Linked DNA regions of Homo sapiens: region 1 is linked to region 2. Evidence: read pairs that join two places in POLR2A ChIA-PET (ENCODE). Cell type or tissue: PC-9. All regions are shown on one strand. Each heading gives the region's core, and the rest is flanking DNA. Links, peaks and the distances in the headings are about the cores only.

Evidence for each region. Peaks named below come from ENCODE experiments on the same cell type or tissue, not always from the same donor. Only the 100,000 strongest peaks of a DNase experiment are listed, where the experiment ranks them.
Region 1: POLR2A ChIA-PET joins it to region 2 with 38 read pairs; 25 of 35 experiments call an interaction of 5 or more read pairs at or near these places.

Annotation. Positions count from the first base shown.
Region 1 is chr19:32,349,056-32,354,439 of GRCh38, reverse strand. ZNF507 (zinc finger protein 507) reads right to left here. Exons shown (of 7, transcript NM_001136156.2): 3 at 1-1,611. The coding sequence starts at 1,609. LOC124904689 (a long non-coding RNA gene) reads left to right here and starts at 5,087. Exons shown (of 2, transcript XR_007067225.1): 1 at 5,087-5,326. In PC-9, for the core only: no CTCF peak of the experiment used is centred there; DNase peaks (open chromatin) are centred at 2,319, 3,769 and 4,169; H3K4me3 peaks cover 1,419 bases; H3K27ac peaks cover 1,079 bases.
Region 2 is chr19:32,398,687-32,404,070 of GRCh38, reverse strand. DPY19L3-DT (DPY19L3 divergent transcript) reads left to right here. Exons shown (of 3, transcript NR_046201.1): 2 at 4,203-4,320. Among named protein-coding and RNA genes, the nearest start is that of DPY19L3-DT, 4.2 kb to the left of the region's middle. In PC-9, for the core only: no CTCF peak of the experiment used is centred there; no DNase peak of the experiment used is centred there.

The sequences.
Region 1 (5,384 bases), core at 85-5,084, 50 kb after region 2:
ATGTACTATCTACTTGCCTTTGACTAGTATCTGGATCTAAAAGGTTTATATCTCCATAGTGCCCCAGGTTGGCTCTTGTCAACTCTGCAGCTCTTATAGGCATTGTGACAAGGGCTTCTGCAGCTAATGAGTGTAATCGAAGAGACTCAGAATTTGTCCTTCTCCGGCCTGGTGGGGCATTCTCATCAGTAGCCAGGCCTTTATTCATTAACTCGTCTTTTTTCTCTGAACTGCTCCAGCCTATGATCAATCCCCCAATATCAACAGTACATTTATCAGCACGATAAACATCATCCATTCCTTCGCGCCCAATCTGAGCTTCTGTCAGGCTCAGGTCCTTCCCTTCTTCCATTTCAGTGTTCATGAGGAAGCGCTTCTGTGAAAGGGTTTCTTCAGCACTTGGCAATCGCTCCACTATCACGTTAACATGCCCTTTTTTATTGGGGCTGCTGCTGATGATTTTCTGTGCTGATGTAAGCAGGCTATCAGGAATCAGATTCTCCTCTGCATCAGAAATCACTTCTAGCATTTCTTCCTCATTGGGGTCCAGGGTAACTGACTGACTTAGGTGTACTCCTCTTTCTGCACTCTGTTCTAAAGGAGATGAAGATGATAACTGTTCTGAGCTGCAAATCTGCACTTGCACTGATGGCCCATTGTGGATACTCAGTTCACTCTCTCCAATAGCAATGACGACTGCATCGACCCCACCAGGCGCAGCAGCTGCTGAAGAATCCAGCAGGCCTAGGGGTTCATTTTCATTTTCAAAGATTGGATAGGAGCAATCAACCTCCCCAGCATGTTTCCAAGCGTGTGTTTTCAACATTCTCTGCTGGCCACAAGTATAACTACAAAACAAGCATCGATACATGCCGTACTGTTCGTATGCATACCATTTCCTCCTACCCATTTCTGCCACAGATGCAGTTTGGACAGTATGAGTCTGTAGATTGTCCACACTTACTGGGATATCTGGAATGGTTTCATTTCTTTCTGTGGTTTTCCGACACAAAGAGCTGGAGGGGCTTACGCACTGTTGGGCTTTGGATTGGGTGTGGATATTGGCATCATTGTCATGGTCATTCACCACGTGGGCTTCAAGTTCCTCCTGGCTTCTAGATGTAATATGGCACTCTGAGCACATCAGTATCACTTCATTTTGCTGACCATGTTGCTTAATATGATCTTTTAACACGGAAAAGGATGATGATAGAAACTTACAAAGGCTACACTGATAAGACATAGCCTTCCCTTCATTCTGGGCAAGAGTGTCAGGGGTAAAATTTGTTTGTGACATCTCAGCCCTTCTAGTATCAGCAGCAGGTGACTGGATTACTTTAGCCGGAATCTCACAAAGTTCTTGGGTTTCAAGAGAGTGTGTTGCAGCACTTGAACGTGGGCGTTTCTTCCCAATTAAAAGACATTTTTGTGACTTTTCATTTTCCACTATCTTGCTTAACTTCTGGATAACATGGATTAATGGATCTGGTTTAGTTTTTCTTTGTTCATCAATTTCCAATGAAGGACTGATGATACTTTCAGCAGTCAGTATAGCTTCCTGTTCCCCAATATCTGGCACCAACATGGCAACACTGCTACTTTCTTCCATATCTAAAAAGGATAATGTAAAACAGAAAAATACCAGGTTACAGGATAATTACAGGCATGTAATTTGGAAAATATAAGAGAATGTTAGTGTCTGTAATCTCATCTAAGTATTTTCTAAGCTGGAAGCTCCATGTCCACACACCCGGCGATCCCCAGTATAGATTTAAATTGGTTAGAATTTCTCTTTACAATGCAATCTTCTATCAAGACTAATGATGAAGATACTCCCCTCTATCACTTATTTCTTCGGAAATGATGATCTTTTTCTCCATTTTTCTTCACTTTCTTTGCCTTCAGCATCCAGCAGGACCAAAAGTACTCCCTCCCTTTTGCACAATGCCAAGAAAAAAAAAAAAAGACTCCTATTCCTTGATTAAAGGAGCACAGCCATTCTCAAGGCATGTGAAACCCCTCCAGTTACTGTGAAACATCACTCTGTAAAGCCAATGACTGATACAATTCTTGAGAGTATTTCTTATACCAAATATAGCTGCAGTTTTATTACTAAAATCACAAATTTGTTTTTTTTCTCCCCAAATCTTTGAAATTGTGAAACTATAGTCATGTAGTTTGTACAGGGCATATTGAATTTGGGAAAGTACTATATAAATGAAATTAAATAAAAGCAATAATCTAGTTCCTACTTTTACTTCCTTTATCTTCCTGAAGATAAACCACAAACTATGCTGTGGTTTTTTTTTAGAGGTCATATTAGTGGTCAACTATTACTCATATCCACATATATGGTTTTTTTTTTTTTCCCTGAAAGGGTAAGGGACATCAGAGAAGGAAAAAATTGATATCCCAGTTGTGTTTCAGTTCCAGATATGAACAGAGTCCTTAGAAGAGGTTATTTGTTCGTTCTAATAATGCATTATGGCTGAGGAAGTCACTAAACATAAAATACCCATAAATCTTTCTGCCTAAGTCTAGAATACTCTTTCTATTTCCTGGCAGTACTTTCATTTCAAACATTTCCTTTGGCTTAAAGTGAGATTAATTTGTTGACTTGGATCACATTTTTAAGTTTAGGCTTTTTTCCAGCAACAAGTTTTGTTTTTCCACATTTTAGGTGCATTCTGGAATCTTACTCACAACATTCAATAAATGCCAACAAAATTTTTAGTGGCACTAGCTATAGACCAAAGACCACACTATTCTTAAACTTCAGTCCCAGGCTCTGAATTCTTATTTTAGGTGGTGAATCATGGCTGTTCTTCCCCGCATGGTTGAATCAACATATAAGGGCCCTTCAGCCCCTGCCAAGATGATACCTAATGTCCTGCCAGGCCCCGCCCGCCCCCACGCCACACACACACACATATACACAAACACAAAAACAGGCCCCGCCCCCCCACGCCACACACACACACACACACACACACACACACACACACACACACACACACACAGCTGACCAGCTTCAGTGCCAGGTCGCCCACAACTCTGGGCAGCAGCTATGGCTTTTCTTCCTGATTTTCTACTCCTTCTGGCAAGCCAGCTTTCTAGATCTAGGTCCACATCAGGCAAAAATGCAAACACTTTACTCTTGGCTTCTTCAGTACTATTTCTTCCCTTCTTCCTAATAATACTCTGCCCTATGGCATCAGCTTTTTTTCTCTTGGCTACTAGCTGTCTCTAACTGCCCTCACATGCATTCCATGGCCATTCCAACAATGACAGCTACCCTGGCTCCCAAAGGCCCGTGGTCCTTCAGCCACTCTCCCTTAAACAATCTCTCAAAAGACTAGTTCTGTTTCATCTTTCTCAGGTAGAAGGAACAAAAGTCTTTTTAGATCTCTACGCTCAGCTGTAAGTCATTAAAGAGGAGACCAATGGGGGAACAATTTGTTTCCTTAGAAAAACCCTTTTGTGACTTCCTAAGTCACTTTATTGTCTTAGAATTCCACATTTTTAGGCCAAGAGGAGCTGTGGCTCTTCATGTGACTACTGATTTCCCTTTAAGGTGATTAACTTAAGGCCTTATGTCTGTCAGTTCAATGGTTAAATGCAAATTGATTAAATAATAAGTTTAATAATAGGAATCCTCCTGAACACGATACGGCTCTCTGCTGTAGATCTAAGGTCTCCTTCCCCATGAAATGTAACACCCATGTAGGCTGACTGATCATCTGGAGGTTAACAAGTGAATGTTTGCTCAAGAGACTTTGCACACCCGTAGGGTTACAAAGGTGACTCATGTTATCTTTCTTCTACTTAATAAGAGAAGTGACACAGACCAGTGCAAATTGCTCCCTGTGGATATTTCAGTGTGTACCTTAAAAAGAAAGTGAAATGAAGAGAAGGAGGAGTTCATCTTAACTCAAGAAAAAGACTAATACAAAAGAATCTGACAAAACATTCAGATTTTTAAAGCTGTGTCGGCTCAGGCATTAAGAGCTAATGGAAATTTGCAGCAGATGCTCCAATTTTCCCTGAACATTTATGTAAGTATCTCATTTTAAAGGCTGCATACATTTGGGGATAAGTACAGTAATGGCAGCTATAAAACAGATATGACAACATGAAATACGTCAGGAAACACCTGAAAAACCAGTTTGGGTCCCCATGCAAAATCAATGCACAGGTTAATCTCATAAAAACAAGTCTCTGTTAAAAAAAAAAAAAAAAGGTTAGATAAACAGCTGATAATAAAGTATACACAGAGGGGAAGTTACTGTAAGGCCAACTCTTTCAATTTTCACAAAAATGTTACTTAGACCACTAATGCAGAAATACATATATATGAGATTGTGTGTCAAGTGAAGCAAATCTGAACAAAAGAGATGAAATAAGGAGTATACATACAATGTCAGTGGCTCAATAGTGATGACAACATAAACTATGACAATCTGCATACTCTCCTTGGCCTCCAAGAGATCAGTGTAAGCACAGCTTTAAAACAATTACCTTGGTGATACTGCAGTGGTGGGGTGGATAGGATGAGAATAAAGAAAGAATGACTAATTCTGTAATTGAAGTTGCATGATGAGTACCTAGGAATTCACTGTTCTTTCTACTTATGTAAATGTTTAACATTTTTCATAATAAAAAGGCTAAACAGATCATAATAAAGTATACACAGAGGGGAAGTTACCTTAAGGCCAATCCTTCAACTTTCTTGATTCCTTAAAATCACAGAAATTTTATTTAGACCACTAATGCAGAAATACAAATATGTGTGTGTGTGTAACAAACAAATTGTTATGTGCAAGGCGCAAGGCAAAGTATCAGGAAAAATTTTAAATTCTTAATACTTGCAGTTTAAAACTGAGTTGAGTGGATAAGGCAAACATTTGGAAGTTAAAAAGTAACAGCATTTAAACAACGCAATGGTACACAAGGTAAAATAAAAGGCAACAGTCAATGACTAAATCCTGAAAGATACTGAAGAGCTCTTTTGGGCTAGCAAGGTAAGCAAAAGCTTCATGGAGAGGTAAGATGTCCACTGGTTCCCAAAGGATGGGCAGCATGCCAGACATCATCCATTTGCCCTCTAGGCTCACTGTATCCTCCTTTCCATTCTGCTCTCTGTCAGAGGGATTACATCACTAGGCTCCCCTGTCCTCTGCCTTCTGGTTGAGGTCAGCCAATGAAGAACCATGACAGATCAGAGGGAGGTAGCAGAGTGAGATCAGAATATTCATCGTCCTGGTTCTCTACCTCTAGGTCACCTTGGATTGGCTGTGTTCCTCAATAGAAGGCTATTTCTTTCCAGGTAGGCTGCTCTCCAAGACCCTTCTTCTGATTCTGATGCCTCTCCCTCTCCTAATGCT
Region 2 (5,384 bases), core at 125-5,124:
TTCCCCTTAAATAGGATTTCCCTCTTATTTTATAGGTTTTTTTTTTTCTCTCAAGTTGTTTCACTCTGGGGGAAATGTGACCATTGTGAAATATCATCGCTTAGTTAAAAAGAAAGTAGAATTCAGCAGTAGCTGCTTTTTTTAATACTATGAAAAGACATTCCTAAGCAAGATGAAGCTTTGAGACTTTTCCTAAGTAGGACCTACTGCTGAGAGTAAGTCTTGGGGAGAATAAGCCAATTAAGAATGAGTCTTTGGTTCTGATAAAGTAACCATGGAGGTGATGGATAATGAGTGTAGGTCCTTGCTCACACTTCTGGCCATATGAGCCCGGAGCCAGGGAGGTACTATAAAAGGAATGGGCTCCTGTAATGGACTGTGACTGCAGTGGTGGTATATAGCAAGACTTCCGGTTTGCAGTAGGTTTAGAAGCCTAAATAGTCTCCCTGGTTGTCTCTGCCAGGGCCACAAATAGTTGTGCTGTGCATCTCAAAAGTGTGGTCTGGGGATCTGCAGCGTCACTGTCACCATCACTTGGGAGGTTGTTAAGAAATGCATGTTATCAGGCCCTACCCCACGCCTACTCAATTTAGAATCTGTAGGGCTAGGGGACCACTAATCTTTAAGAAGTTGATATGGTTAGGCTTTATGTCCACACCCAAATCTCATCTTGAATTGTAATTCCCATAATCCCCACCTTTCAAGGGAGAGACCAGGTGGAGGTAATTGAATTATGGAGGCAGCTTCCCCCATGCTGTTCTCATGATAGTGAGTTCTCACAAGATGTGATGGTTTTATAAGGGGATCTTGCCTCTTCGCTCAGCACTTCTTCCTGCCTCCTTGTGAGGAAAGTGCCTTGCTTCCCCCTTTGCCTTCTGCCATGTTTGTAAGTTTTCTGAGGCTTCCCCAGCCATGCTGAACTGTGAGTCAATTAAACTTCTTTCCTTTATAAATTACCCAGTCTTGGGCATTCTTTGTAGCAGTATCCTTTATAGCAGTATGTATAGCTGTATGGACTAGTACAGAAGTTTTCCAGATAATTCTGTGCTCGGAAAAGTTTGGGAACCACAGCAGAACCTTGTTACTCAACATGTGGTCTGTGGGCTGTGCAGCATGGGCATCACCTGGGGTCTTCTGAGAAAAGCCAGGTCTCAGGTCCTACCCAAGACCTGTGTAGCCAAAATCTGCATTTTAATATGACCCCCAGGTCATTTATGTGTACATCACACTTTGAGAAGCACTGCACCAGAAATCTTTTAACACTGTTCATTACATCCATCCCATGGAAGTATCTTGTCTTGGGATCCCGAGGGTGTGAGTTCTTCCGTCTTACTGGCTTTTTCCTGTCTGATACATGATGTCCATTTTAAAAATTTTATTTATTTTAACTTTTTGAGGTAGAGTCTAACTTTGTCACCCAGGCTGGTGTGCAGTGGGGTGATTTCGGCTCACTGCAACCTCCGTCTCCCGGATTGAAACGATTCTCCTGTCTCAGCCTCCTGAGTAGCTGGCATCACGTGCTGGCCACCACGCCCGGTTAATTTTTGTATGTTTAGTAGAGACAGAGCTTCACCATGTTGGCCAGGCTGGTCTCAAACTTCTGATCTCAAGTCATCCACCTGCCTTGGCCTCCCAAAGTGCTGGGATTACAGGTGTCCTCCACTGCGCCCAGCCCAGTGTTCATTTTTCAATTGTTTGACTTAGTATAAACACTCTCCATCATTCCTGCCTTCTGTGACAACAGACTGTGCGTGTTTCCTCTGTCTACCTTTCAGGCATTCCTTTTAAGTTTCATGCAGCTACTCCTCCTCCCTCCTCCCTTCTCTTTCTCTTCTTTCTTCTTTTCTTCTTTCTTCCTCTTCCTTCTTCTTCCTCTTCCTCCTGTTCTTCCTCCTCCTCCTCTCTTCTTTCTTCTTCTCCTCCCTTCTCCCTTTTTGGAAAGAGGACTTACTGTGTCATCCAGCCTAGAGTGCAGTGGCTGAATCATGGCTCAGTGCAGCCTTGCTCTCAAAGGCTCAAGCAATCCTCCCATCTCATCTTCCAGAATAGCTAGGTTACAGGCATGCACCACCATGCCTGACTAATTTTTTAAAAATTTTTTTGTAAAGATTGGGGGTGGCAGGGGGTCTCTCTGTTGCCCAGGCTGGTCTCAAACTCCTGGGCTGCAGCGATCCTCTTGCCTCAGCCTTCCAAATTGTTGGGATTACAGGCATGAGCCACCATGCCTGGCCTCCTCTTCCTCTTAAAAATCAATGATTCTGTGGCCCGTGGATCTGATTTCCACTGATACTCTGATAACTCCTGTTTTTATGTCCAGGTGTATCTCCTGGTCTCCAGGTGCCATATGTCCACTGCCTATTGGACATTTCCATGTGTGTAAACACCTCAAACTCAACATGTTAAACCTTTTTCTAATCCCCACACTTGCGGTTCCTTCTGTGTGCTCCATTTACCTTATTGCTCAAATCAAGAGCCTAGAAGCCATCCTTGATTCCTCTCTATTGTGTAATCCACACATCCAATCATCCATTGAGTCCTGTTGGCATTTATCTCGTAAATACCTCAGATCTTGTTCACTTTGCTCATCTCTGTTGCCACCACCGTAGTCCATTTACCTGTATGTAATAACCATAGTGATCTTACTAAAATATAAATCCCTTGGAGGCGTTTTGGCTTTATTATAAAAATTAAGCTCCATGACACAGCTTGTAAGGACTGCCACGAATCAGGCTCTGTTTCCCTCTTCAACCTCTCCTTCACTTTCTATTCACATAAACCTCTGTCAGAGGTTTGTCACGTGGCTTATAAAAAGTCTTAAACCCTCTTTAATTGACTAGGTACTCTTCAGCCTTTAGACCTCAGCTTACACGATCTGTGCTGCCTCATGTTTATCCTCATACAGTATCCGGTTCCACAGAATCATGGTTTTTCTTTGTGAACAACAGAATACCGTGGAAGTGACAGTGTGGGACTTCTGAGGCTAAGTCATAAAAGACATCCCAGTTTCAGCCTTAGCCTCTCTTGGATTGCTCACTTAGCGGGGATGCCAGCCACCATGTAGTGAGGACACTCAAACTGCCTGTAGAGAAGGCCACGTAGGCAACAGCCTGCACCACCTTGGCAGCCATGGGAGTGAGCCATCTTGGAAGTATTAGGTTGGTGGGACATTAAAAGTAATGGCAAAAACCAAGATTACTTTTGCACCAACCTAATAGATCGGCCAGCTACAGGTCAGCCTTCAGATGGCGGCATAAGAGATCTTGGGCCAGAAGTGCCCATCTATGCCACTCCCAAGTATTTGACACACAGAGACTATGAGGATAATAAATGTACATTGTTTTTTTAAGCCACTAAGTTTTGGGGGTAATTTTGTACAATGATAGATAACCAATACAATATCCACCGTATGTATGTGTTACGATTTATTTATTCCCATCTAGTTGGACATCTAGGTTGTTTCTAGTTTTATGCTATTTCAGGGAATGCTGTAAGAACATACTTATATTTATGTAACTCTTTAGGATGTATTTCTGGAAACAGGGTTGTTGGAATTCATATTCTTTTTTTTTTTTTTGAGACAGAGTCTCACTCTGTCGCCCAAGCTAGAGTGCAGTGGCGCAATCTTGTCTCACTGCAACCTCTGCCTCCCAGGTTCAAGCGATTCTCCTGCCTCAGCCTCCTGAGAAGCTTGGATTACAGGCACCCGCCATCATGCCGGGCTAATTTTTGTCTTTTTAGTAGAGATGGGATTTCACCATGTTGGCTAGGCTGGTCTTGAACTCCTGACCTCAAGTGATCCACCCGCCTCGGCCTCCCAAAGTGCTGGGATTACAGTTGTGAGCCACCATGCCCAGCCCTAGAACTCATATTCTAAATTGTGATAAACATTGGTAAACTACATTCCAAAAAGGTTAAAGATTCTATTGTTTTTCTCTTCCACCAGTGGGTATTATGACACTTATTTCTCCATGCCATTGCCAACAATTAGTTTTTAAATCTTTGCCAATCTTAGGTGACAAATAATACATGATTAGTGTGCATTCTTTATTAATGAGGTGAAGACAATATATCAGGAGTTTATTGGCTATTTGCATTTCTTTTGTATAATTTGTCTTTTTGTGTTCTTTCACCATCTATTTAATCTTGCTGTGACGGGATTATTTATAGATTATGAGTTTTTTTTGTTTTTGTTTTCGAGACAGGGTCTTGCTCTGTTGCCCAGACTGGAGTGCAGTGGCGCCATCTCAGCTGACTGCAGATTCAACCTTCTGAGCTCACGAAATCCTCCCATCTCAACCTCCTGAGTAGCTGGGACCACAGGTGTGTGCCTGGCTAATTTAAAACAATTTTTTGTAGAGATGGGGTTTTGCCATGTTGCCCAGGCTAGTCTTGAACCCCTGAGCTCAAGGAATCTGCCCACCTCGGCCTCCCAAAGTGCTGGGATTACAGGTGTGAGCCACTGCGCCTGGCCGATTATGGGTATTTATTAATCTGTTGTCATATATGCTGCAGATAGTTTCTCATTATTGTGTATCTGGTATGATGTCTTTTGCTATGCAGGGATTTTCCATTTTTATATTGTCAAATTTCTTTTATACCTTCTGGGTTTTTCCATCATGCTTAGAAAAACCTTCCCCATCTCAAGATTGTAAATGTTTTTTAATTCTTTCTGCTAGTATTTAAAAATATTATAACTTTTTAATATGGTGTGGGAGAGACTTGACAATTTTTTTTTAAATTAGATAGTTGATTATTTCACCATCATCCTTACTCTACTGATTTAAATTACCTGTACCACATACTGAATTCCCATATGTATATGGCTTATTTATAAGCTCACTCTTTTTTTTTTTTTTTTTTTCTGGAGACAGGGTCTTGCCCTGTGGCCCAGGCTGGAGTGCAGTGGCATGATCTCGGCTCACTGCAACTTCCACTTCCTGAGCTCAAGCAGTTCTCCCACCTCCGCCTCCCAAGTAGCTGGGACTATAGGTGGGACTATAGCCACCACGCCTGGCTAATTTTTGTATTATAAGATGACACTTATGTTTAAATGATTTTAAAAAGTAATTAGTCTTGAAACAGTTCTACATGTTTTTAATTATTTTATAGAATGTTTTCATATTGAGAGGGCAATTGACCCTTCATTACACTTCTTTTAACCACATATTTTGGCAATTTCTGCATATTTATTTGCTCAGATAAACTTTATAATCATTTACTAAGTTCTAAAACAGAATCCATGGAAATTTTTACTAGAATTATATAAAGTGTTTAGAAATGTTTGGGAGAAATGAGATATTTACAATGCTGAGTATTCCCTTACAGAAACATGTATGGGGCAGTTTGGTATACTACATATATTTTTTTCCAACAGTACTTTCATC